Linked DNA regions of Homo sapiens: region 2 is linked to region 1. Evidence: chromatin loops called from intact Hi-C (ENCODE). Cell type or tissue: sigmoid colon. All regions are shown on one strand. Each heading gives the region's core, and the rest is flanking DNA. Links, peaks and the distances in the headings are about the cores only.

What was found. Peaks named below come from ENCODE experiments on the same cell type or tissue, not always from the same donor. Only the 100,000 strongest peaks of a DNase experiment are listed, where the experiment ranks them.
Region 2: it touches region 1 in a loop (2.2-fold over the local background); 3 of 110 quality-filtered maps call a loop at or near these places.

What each region holds. Positions count from the first base shown.
Region 1 is chr5:37,322,570-37,327,957 of GRCh38, forward strand. It overlaps NUP155 (nucleoporin 155), which reads right to left. Exons shown (of 35, transcript NM_153485.3): 18 at 5,060-5,207; 19 at 3,332-3,398; 20 at 1,423-1,538. It also overlaps the pseudogene RNU7-75P. Among named protein-coding and RNA genes, the nearest start is that of NUP155, 46 kb to the right of the region's middle. In sigmoid colon, for the core only: no CTCF peak of the experiment used is centred there; no DNase peak of the experiment used is centred there.
Region 2 is chr5:37,212,181-37,217,568 of GRCh38, forward strand. It overlaps CPLANE1 (ciliogenesis and planar polarity effector complex subunit 1), which reads right to left. Exons shown (of 53, transcript NM_001384732.1): 16 at 1,379-1,552. It also overlaps the pseudogene OFD1P17. Among named protein-coding and RNA genes, the nearest start is that of CPLANE1-AS1, 34 kb to the right of the region's middle. In sigmoid colon, for the core only: no CTCF peak of the experiment used is centred there; no DNase peak of the experiment used is centred there; H3K27ac peaks cover 232 bases.

The DNA.
Region 1 (5,388 bases), core at 195-5,194:
GGTGGCAAGCGCCTGTAGTCCCAGCTACTCGGGAGGCTGAGGCAGGAGAATGGCATGAACCCGGGAGGCGGAGGTTGCAGTGAGCTGAGACCGCACCACTGCACTCCAGGCTGGGCGACAGAGCGAGACTCTGTCTCAAAAAAAAAAAAAAAATCCATTATTGCTGGGCATGGTGGATCACCTGAAGGTGGTCAGGAGTTTGAGACCAGCCTGGCCAACATAGTGAAACTCCATTTCTACTACAAATAGAAAAATTAGCTGGGCATGGTGGCAGGCGCCTGTAACCCCAGCTACTCAGGAGGCTGAGGCAGGAGAATCGCTTGAACCTAGGAGGTGGAGGTTGCAGTGAGCCGAGATTGCACCATTGCACTCCAGCCTGGGCGACAAGAGCGAAACTCCGTCTCAAAAAAAAAACCCAAATGTCCACTCTTGGTCGGGCATGGTGGCTCACGCCTGTAATCCCAGAACTTTGGGAGGCTGAGGCCAGTGGATGATGAGGTCAGGAGTTCAAGACCAGCCTGGTCAACATGGTGAAACCCCGTCTCCGCTGAAAATACAAAGAAGAATTAGCTGGGCATGGTGGTGCACATCTGTAATCTAAGCTACTTGGGAGGCTGAGGCAGGAGAATTGCTTGAACCTGGGAGGCGGAGGTTGCTGTGAGCCAAGTTGGAGCCTTCGTACTCCAGCACGGGTGACAGAGCAAGAGTCCGTCTAAACACATGTCCACACAAAAACTTGTACAGGAATGCTCATATCAGCATTCTTATTAGCCAAAAAGCTGAAACAACCCAAATATCTATCAACTGATAAACTGAGAAATGAGACAAGTAGTAATACATGCTACAACAATCAAACCTTGAAAACATGCTTGGGGAAAGAAACAGACACCAAAGGTTATCTGTTGCATACTTCCATTTATATAAATATTTCTATAAAGATTCCATGTATATAAATATGTCTATAAATATTCCATTCATATAAATATTTCTATATTCCATTTATATAACTATATTTCTATAAATATTCCATTTATATAACTATATTTCTATAAACATTCCATTTACATATATTCATATAATATATTTATATATTGTGTATCTTATGTAATATATAAAATATAATATTTATATAAATAGTCAGAAAAGGCAGATCTGTGGAGACAGAAAGTAGATTAGTGGTTGCCAGGGACTGGGGGAAGGTCCATGAATAATAATGGCTGGTCATGGGCACAAGAGTTTCTTATTGCTGTGATGAAAATGTTCTAAAATTAGATAGTGGTGATGGTTGCATAACCTTGTAGATACACTAAAAAATACTAAACTGCACACTTTAAAAGGACCAACTTTGTAGTATGTAAATCATCTCAACAAAAAATACAACGAAAAGAAAAAGATGAATTAATAAACCCTATTTATTCTTACTTTGGATTTCCTAATGGTCCTCCTGCAAACTGGGAGTTTCTGTCTAGAAATTCCTGCAAACCCTTTAGTTCTTGTAGCACTGACTCTAGCAGTTGGCAGGGAACACTACTTTCAATCTGTAAAAATGAAAGATTTTTCAAAAGTTTAAAAACACACCCTCTGTATAGCTATAATATAAACAATTTTAATTTTGAAATGAGTATCTCTATAGTTATTTCTTGTATCAATTCACACCTGTTGATCCGAATAAAGTATACCTACACACTTCCTCTCCTGCCAGTAACACTGATGCATAACTAACATACAATAAAATACAAATACTAAGAAAACATCTTGATTACTTTTATATATTTTTGTATAGTCATCACCCAGACCACAATACAGAAATTTCCAACACCAAAGAAAGTTTCCTATGTTCCTTTGTAGCCATTAGTCATCCCACCTCTGAGGTAACTACTTTTCTTACTCCTATCAACATAGATTAATTTTACAAGTTTTTAGACTTCCATATATATATATGGAATCATATACTGTGTTAGGCAAATACACTCTTATTCTTAGAAACTTGAACTTTTTTTTTTTTGAGAGACAGCGTCTTGTTGTTGCCTGGGAGTGTAGTGGCGCGGATCATATCTTACTGCAGCCTTGACTTCCTAAGTTCAAGTGACCCTCCTTCCCAATTAGCTGGAAGTACCAGCACATGCCACCACATATCTGACTAATTTTAATCTTATTTTATTTTATAGAAAAGGCATCTGGCCGCGTTGCCCTGGCTGGTCCTGAACTCCTGGGCTCAAGCCTTCCAAAGCATTGTGGTTACAGGCACGGGCCACTGTGCCCAACTCATGAACTTTAAGAGCCTCACAATTAAAAATATATTTGGACTGGGCGTGGTGGCTCACGCCTGTATTCTCAGTGGAGGCCGAGGTGGGCGGATCATTTGAGGTCAGGAGTTCGAGACCAGCCTGGCTAACATAGTAAAACACTGTTTCTACTAAAAATACAAAAAATCAGCTGGGCATGGTGGCGCGCACCTGTAATCCCAGCTACTCGTGAGGCTGTGGCAGAAGAATCGCTTGAACCCAGGAGGCAGGGGTTACGATGGGCCGAGATAATGCCATTGCACACCAGCTTGGGCAACAAGAGTGAAACTGTGCCACTGCACTCCAGCTTGGGCAACAAGAGCAAAAAGCAGTCTGTAAAGTATGCCAATTCATAGAAATTAGTGCTGGGTCCATGGAGTTTTCGTTCATATATATGTCAAAGTATTACATAGTAAAATTTGAGCAATATTAAGTTGCTTGAGTTATCCCTCATGACAACCTTATGAGGGAGATATACTACGCCCCTTCTTTTACCATGAGGTATCAGGCTCTGAAATGTTAAGTAATTTACTCATATTCAGACAGTTAATCAATGTTAGAGATGAGATTTAAACCTGAAGGTAAGCAGTTTGTTGTCCAAGAATGCAAACATATACATAAAAGAATAACCCGCCAGGCGCTGAGGCCCCCTGCCTGTAATCTTAGCACTTTGGGAAGCCAAGGCAGGTGGTTTGCTTGAGTCTAGGAGTTTGAGACTGGCCTGGGCAACATGGTGAAACCCTATCTCTACAAAAACTACAAAAATTAGCCAGGCATGGTGGCGCACACCTGTAATCCCAGGTACTCAGGAGGCTGAGGTGGGAGGATCGCTTGACCCCAGAGGGCAGAGGTTGCAGTAAGCTGAGACTGGGCCACTGCACTCCAGCCTGGGAGACAGAGCAGGACTCTGTCTCAAAAAAAAAAAAAAAAAAAAAAATAACCTTTGCCATCTTATTTGTGTAATATCAGGAAATGTGAAACAATCTAACCATTTATACCATCAACTGGCTACACAAAAATAACAAAATAATATTATACACACTTACTGCAGTGATCTCTCTGTTGCCACTCTTGAATATTCTCTCCACAACTAAGCTTGCATCCCAAATGTTTCTGGAAAAAAAAAAGTTTTAATGATTGTGCTGTAAATGAATAAAAACAATTACAATAAATTTCTTTCTCTAGGAACTTAATGGCTTTATTCAGTTTTTAAAACTTGCAGTGGTTTCATTTAACATTTTACTAAGCTATCTAGAAGAGTGGAATACTAGAAAATTTTCATACCTGATGTACCTAAGTTTTTCAGATAATGAAATATTACTGAAGAAAAATCAAAAGGCTCTGTATAATAAATTGTAAACAGGAAATTTATAAAGGGGCTCTGTACTGTTTCATACTTTTAAGCAAATGAGATGAATGAAATCATACATCTCAAATCTAAGAGAAATATATATTAGGCATGATAGCTAACTAAGATAACATGATAGACTGATTGCAAAAACAACCACATTTCTTTATCCCTCCCTATATCTATCCCCTCTGCAGTATGATTTGATGTCTCTCCCCTAAAAGGTGGTCTATTTCCCACCTTTTAAATCTGAGTTGGCCCTGTGACTTCCCTCTGGCCAAGTGAATAAGGCGGAAAAGTGCATGGTAAGCCAGTTCTGAGTTTAGAATAAAGGTTTTGCAAGTGTCTACTCTTTCTCAAGGAACTCTGCCACCACCAACTAAATAATCTTTGGCTGGCCTGCTGGGGGATGAGAAACCATGTAGAGAACAACCAAGCTGTTTCATCTTGGGCCATTCTAGACCAGCTGGAAAATATAACCTTGAACATGTGAGAGTCTAGCCAAGATAAGCATAGCTCTCTTTAACTTCACAACTGATTGCCTATTCTTGAGTTAGCCCAGCAAGACAAGAACTGCCCTGTTGAACTGTAGACACATGTCACTGAGTTATGGGGAAGTTTGTAACACTGTACATTCATATGTAAGTAGATATACAGTTGACCTTTGAACAATATGGGCTTGAATTGTGTGGGTCCACTTATACACAGATTTTTTTCCCACCTATGCTACCCCAGCACATCAAAACCAACCCTTCCTCTTCCTACTCCTCAGCCTACTCAGCGTGAAGACAAGGATGAAGACTTTTATGATGATCCATTGCCACTTAATGAATAGTAAATATATTTTCTCTTCCTTATGATTTTCTTAATTTTTTTTCTCTAGCTTACTTTATGGTAAGAATATAGTGTATAACACATATAACACAAAATATCAGTGTTACGGCTGTTTTAGAATTTGTCTAGCAGGTTTTCTGGTTTTTACGAGACTCCCCCATACTCCTACACCATGCAAAAGTTAAAAAAAGAAAACACAAAAAACATACAAAACGTGTTAATTGATTACTTATCAGTGAGGCTTCTAGACAGTAGGCTATTAGTAATTAAGAAAGTCAAAAGTTGTACATGAATTTTTGACTACATGAAGGTTGAGGAATGGTGGTTGGCATCCCCTAACCCCTGTGTTAAGGAACAACTGTATTTTGATGCTACAAAAATAGATTATGAGAGAGTAAGAGAAATAAAACACAGCAATGAATATAGTTAGATAACAAAAACTGGAATAATAGAAAAGTTTTATTGATCAACAAGTGAGCTAAAACTAAAATTTAATAGGAATAAATGATGTCCCAAATTCAGAGTTAAAAATATTTAACTACTCAAGATGGGACAAGGTGAGCAATAATTCATTATTTCATGACAAACTTACCCCATGATCCGAGAAAAGTAAATGCAAATACCATTGTGTTTTCCAGAGTACACAATCTCTGGTCCAGTCACACAACTCATATTTGTGGCCTGAGTTGCTGGGTTTCCCAGAGCACACACTGGAGTTGACATGGCAGGAGGCTGTATACCTTGTACACACATAAGAAAAACAAATCTCTTAATCTTAATCTTAGAACCCATAAATCTCTTAATCTTAATCTTAGAACCCATAAATCTCTTAATCTTAGAACCCATAAAATTCAGAATTCTCATAACCCAAGTTTGTGTATCTAGACACAAAGGTATTTACAAAAACAATGAAATACATAG
Region 2 (5,388 bases), core at 306-5,305, 110 kb before region 1:
CAAGAAATGAAAGACAAATCTGCTCACAGTGAAAATCCTTTAGAGAAATACATGAAAATCATCCAGCAAGACCAGGAGTCGGCAGATAAGAGCTCAAAAAAGATGGTCCAGGAAGGCTCCCTAGTGGACACACTGCAATGTAGTGACAAAGTCGAAAGTTTAACACGCTTTTCTCATGAAGAACCAGATGACTCTTGGTAACCATGTTTGCTGCCCAGCTTCTAACTTACATACCATGAGAAATTACATAACATTTACTCCTTTGTAAATGTTTCTCTATCAACAGATAAAACTCTGAATAAAAATGTGTAATCCAAAAAAAAAAAAAAGAAAGAAACTACAAATGTTTTCGTATTATCAATTTCATGTGGTGCAAGCTAGTATATGTGCAGCACTAAGAATACTGTGTGGCAAATAGTAGGCACTTAATAAAAATTAGAATGAATGAATATCATAGAAATTTGTGTACCTGTTTATACTGAGAGCAGGGCAGTTATCTAGCACAGGATTAGATGCATTTTGACCATACTAATGAAAGTATTAAATTTAAAAAGTAAATGGTCCAAATAAAATAATAAAAGTAAATCATCCAAATAACATTAAATACTGAATTAGCAGGCTCAATATTTATTAAATCTCTACATTTTGACATAAATGAAGGTGGCAGCTCTTTCACTTTAAAAATTGAAACTTCAGCTGGGCACACCTATAGTCCCTGCTACTTGGGAGGCTGAGGTGGTTAAGATCATTTGGCCGGGCACGTGGCGCACGCCTATAATCCCAGCAGGGAGGCCAAGGCAGGTGGATCACCTGAGGTCAGGAGTTCGAGACCAGCCTGACTAACGTGGTGAAACCCTGTCTCTACTAAATACAAAAAATTAGCCAGGTGTGGTGGCATATGCCGATAATCCCAGCTACTTGGGAGGTTGAGGCAGGAAAATTGCTTGAACCCAGGAGGTGGAGGTTGCAGTTAGCCAAGATCACACCATTGCACTCCACCCTGGGCAACAAGAGCGAAACTCAGTCTCAAAAAAAAGAAAAGATTGTTTGAGGCCAGGAGTTCAAAAACAGTCTGAGCAATATAGCAAAATTCCATCTCTAAAAAGAAATAATTAATAAATTAAAATTTAAAACTAAAAACTTTATAAAGATCAACTTGTCCCAATTTTGTGATTTTAAAAAGCCATGTTCAGTAAAAACGAATCTAAGCCATTACTTTTCTCAGATTCTATTCATTCATAGTCATAAATCACCTCCTATGTTTCAGATACTATGCTAGAACAGTATCATTGAGTAATGGCCTCTGTATAATATGTTTTAAATATTATATTATGTGCAATGCAAAAAAAGTTTAAAAAGGATTTGTTTACTACATTACCTGTTTTAATATGAAGTGGGGGAAGAACATTCACATGATGAGGGGGCAAAATGCAAAGCTGCTGATTGGTGAAATAGGCAGCCATGAAACGAGCCATGGACTGGACGACTCTCACTGCTGCCTCAGGATGAACACCGCCCACCATTCCACACTCAAAATGAGACTTTGCAGCACCTAAGGAATACAGCAATGACCTAAGAAGATTGTGATCAACTACCAAAAGTAATAATATTTAAGTTCCCAACATTATACAAAAAGAAAATTGCAATACCTTTTTTTCTGAGATAAGCACCCATGGCCAATACAAGCTGAATTATAATAGGTACCGTACTTCTTAAAGACAATAAAACCAGAAACAATTACAATTGACCCTTGAACTTCACGGGTTTGAACTGCATAAATCCACTTATATATACAGATTTTTTTTCCATAAATGTACTAGAAAATGTTTTGGAGATTTGTGACAATTTGAAAAAATTTGTAGGCATACCACATAACCTAGAAATATCAATAAAAAAAGAAAAAGGTATGTCATCAATATAAAAAATATATGTAAATAATTATTTTATCATTTAGTACCATAAAATACATATAAACTATAAAAAGTTAAAATTTATCAAAATTGGCTGGGTACAGTGGCTTACACCTATAATCCCAGCACTTTGGAAGGCCAAGGTGGGCTGATCTCTTGAGCTCAGGAGTTTGAGACCAGCCTGGGCAACATGGTGAAATCCCACCTCTACAGAAAAATACAATAAAAAGAAACATTAGCTGGGCATGGTTGTGCGCACCTATAGTCCCAGCTATTCAGGGTGCTGAGGTAGGAGGATCGCTTGAGTCTAGGAGGCGGAGGCTGCAGTAAGCTGAGATTGTGCCAGTGCACTCCAGCCTGGGCAACAGAGCTAGATAGACCCTGACTCAAAAAAAAATTATCAAAATTTACACAAACACTTACAGGCCATATATGGCACTGTTCACAGTCAAGAGAAATGTAAACACACATAAAGATAAAGTATTAAATAACTGCATAAAATTCATTGTAGTTCCTACTGTACTACTGTATTAATTTTGCAGCTACTTCCTGTTGCTATTTTGAGGAGTTCAAGTGTTGCAAGTATTTGCTTAAAATACTGTGTGATGCTAATCATCTCTGCATGAGCAGTTCATCTCTCTAGTAAAGTGCACATGGCAATAAAAAGCAACCTCACAATTCTTGTGTAGTTCTCATCACGTTTAGTGCAGTACCATAAACCTTGAATAACACCATAAGACCTACAGGAAGTGCCACCAGAGATCCTGGAAGTGTTCTGAATAAGCAGAAAAAAATCATGACATTACAAGTAAAAGTTGAATTACTTGAGACATACCATGGATTGAGGTCTGCAGCTATGGTTGTCTACCATTTCAGACAATTAATCTTGGAAACAGATAACATAAACTTGTGGTATCAATAAATACAGTACAATACTGGAAATGTATTTTCCCTTATGATTTTTTTTTCTCTTTTTGAGACAGAGTTTCACTTTTATTGCCCAGGCTGGAGTGCAATGGTGCGATCTCAGCTCACCACAAACCTCGCCTTCTGGGTTCAAGTGATTCTCCTGCCTCAGCCTCCTGAGTAGCTGGGATTATAGGCACGTGCCACCACGCCCGGCTAATTTTGTATTTTTAGTAGAGACCAGTTTTCTCCATGTTGGTCAGACTGGTCTCGAACTCTTGACCTCAGGTGATCTGCCCGCCTCGGCCTCCCAAAGTGCTGGGATTACAGACATGAGCCACTGTACCTGGCCTCTTAGGATTTTCTTAATACAACTTTCCTTTCTCTGGCTTACTTTATTCTAAGAATACAGTATATAATATATACAACATATAAAATATATGTTAATCAACTATTTATGTTACCAGTAAGGCTTCTAGTCAACAGTAGGCTATTAATGGTTAAGTTTTTCGGGAGTCAAGTTATACACGAATTTTTGACAGCATGAGGGTGTTGGTGCTCCTAACCCCTGTGATGTTCAATGGTCAACTGTAGTTAGTAATTATGTGCACATACACCTAAGAACTGTTCACAACTTTAAGTTTTATTTTTTAAATGGAGGTATCTATACAAAATGACCCAGGCACGACAGCCTTGCAAGCTTAGAATTTCATTATTTATTTCCCGTTTTTCCTTCTCTTTCCTTTTTTTTTTTTTTTTTTTTTTTTGAAGATAAACGGGGCAGGGCTTACTACAAAAATAATCTAAAAAGCACTGATATAAGATTTTTTTCTTTTTTTCTTTTTTGTTTTTTGAGAAAGAATCCTGCTCTGTCACCCAAGCTAGAGTGCAGTGGCACATTCTCAGCTCACTGCAACCTCTGCCTCCAAGGTTTAGGCCATCTTCCCGCCTCAGTCTCCTGAGTAGCTGGGACTATAGGCACACGCCACCTTGACCGGCTAATTTTTTTTGTATTTTTTTGGTCAAGATGGGGTTTCGCCATGTTGGACAGGCTGGTCTTGAACTCCTGAGCTCAAGTAATCGGTCCGCCTCAGCCTCCCAAAATGCTGGGATTACAGGTGTGAGCCACCATGACCACCCAAGATTCTTAATGCTTTTGTCTGTACCATTAGATCTGAGAATCTTAATATACTCCCATTAGTAATAGTAGCTCACTAGTATAAGATTTTGGGGGGCAGGCAGTAGCAAAAAGAACGTGTGGGGTGGGCCAGGCACAGAGGCTCATGCCTGTAATCCCCACACTTTGGGAGGCCCAGGATGGAGGATCACTTGAGTCCGTCCAGGAGTTTGATACCAGCCTGGGCAACATGGAGAAACCCCATCACTGCAAAAAAATACAAAAATTAGCCAGGTGTGGTGGCATGTGCCTATAGTCCCAGCTACTCAGGAGGCTGAGGCAGGAGGATCACTTGAGCCTGGGAGGTTGAAGCTGCAGTGAGCTGTGATCACGCCACTGCACTCCAGCCTAGGTGACAGAGTGAGGCCCTATCTCAAACACACGCACACAAATGTGTGGAGTGAAGGGAGATGGCTAGATAGCAGGTGGACAGAAGAATCACATCAAAATTTCTGGCATAACTCCAAAGTGCACTAGCAGGATTAGAGGACATGCGTCATTCCCACTTGAGAATCTCAATAATAATATAAGCTGGCATTCACAAATTTGAAAATAAATTAGCTTAAAACTACTAAATACTGTATAGATAAATACTAGGATAACATTAGTTGGTATGAAGTGTATGGCTCCAACAATAGAAAGGTATCTTTCTTTTCCAGAAGTGATCTGACACATATTCATGGGAAATTACATTTTATATGTGTATGGATTTCTATCTTGTTCACTGTATGTCCCAGCACCTAGCACTTCTCCTCTCATATAGTAGGCCCTCAAAGGAATATTGTTAATAAAGAAAATAATGTTAATTAATGTTACCTGGTTTCTTTTTTTAAACAAAAGGAATTGAGAAAATTTTATTAGCCTTCAAGCAGTAGTCTTCATTTAGTCACTGTAATATTTGGGGGGAAAAACCACACTATTTCTTCACATTCGAGTTAGAGATACCTGGGTAAAAATTTTTTTCTCCTGGGTAAAACTTATGGAGGAATTATACAAAGGTAAGATTTTCAGTAATCTTAATCATTCAAACCTTATGCAAAACTCAGGAATCAGCCTCTTAAATAGGGAGTGACCTGATGATAAAAGTTATTGTCACAGAATAAAGCTGTATCAATTTAGAAGTTAAAAAAATTTTCAAAGTGTAAATCTCGACCGGGTGCAGTGGCTCATGCCTGTAATCCCAGCACTTTGGGAGGCCAAGGCAGGTGGATCACCTGAGGTCAGGAGTTAGAGACCAGCCTGGCCAATATGGTGAAACCCCGTCTCTACTAAAAATACAAAAAATTAGCTGGGCATGGTGGTGCACGCTTGTAATCCCAGCTACTAGTGAGGCTGAGGCAGGAGAATCACTTTAACCCAGGAGGCCGAAGTTGCAGTGAGCCGAGACTGCGCCAT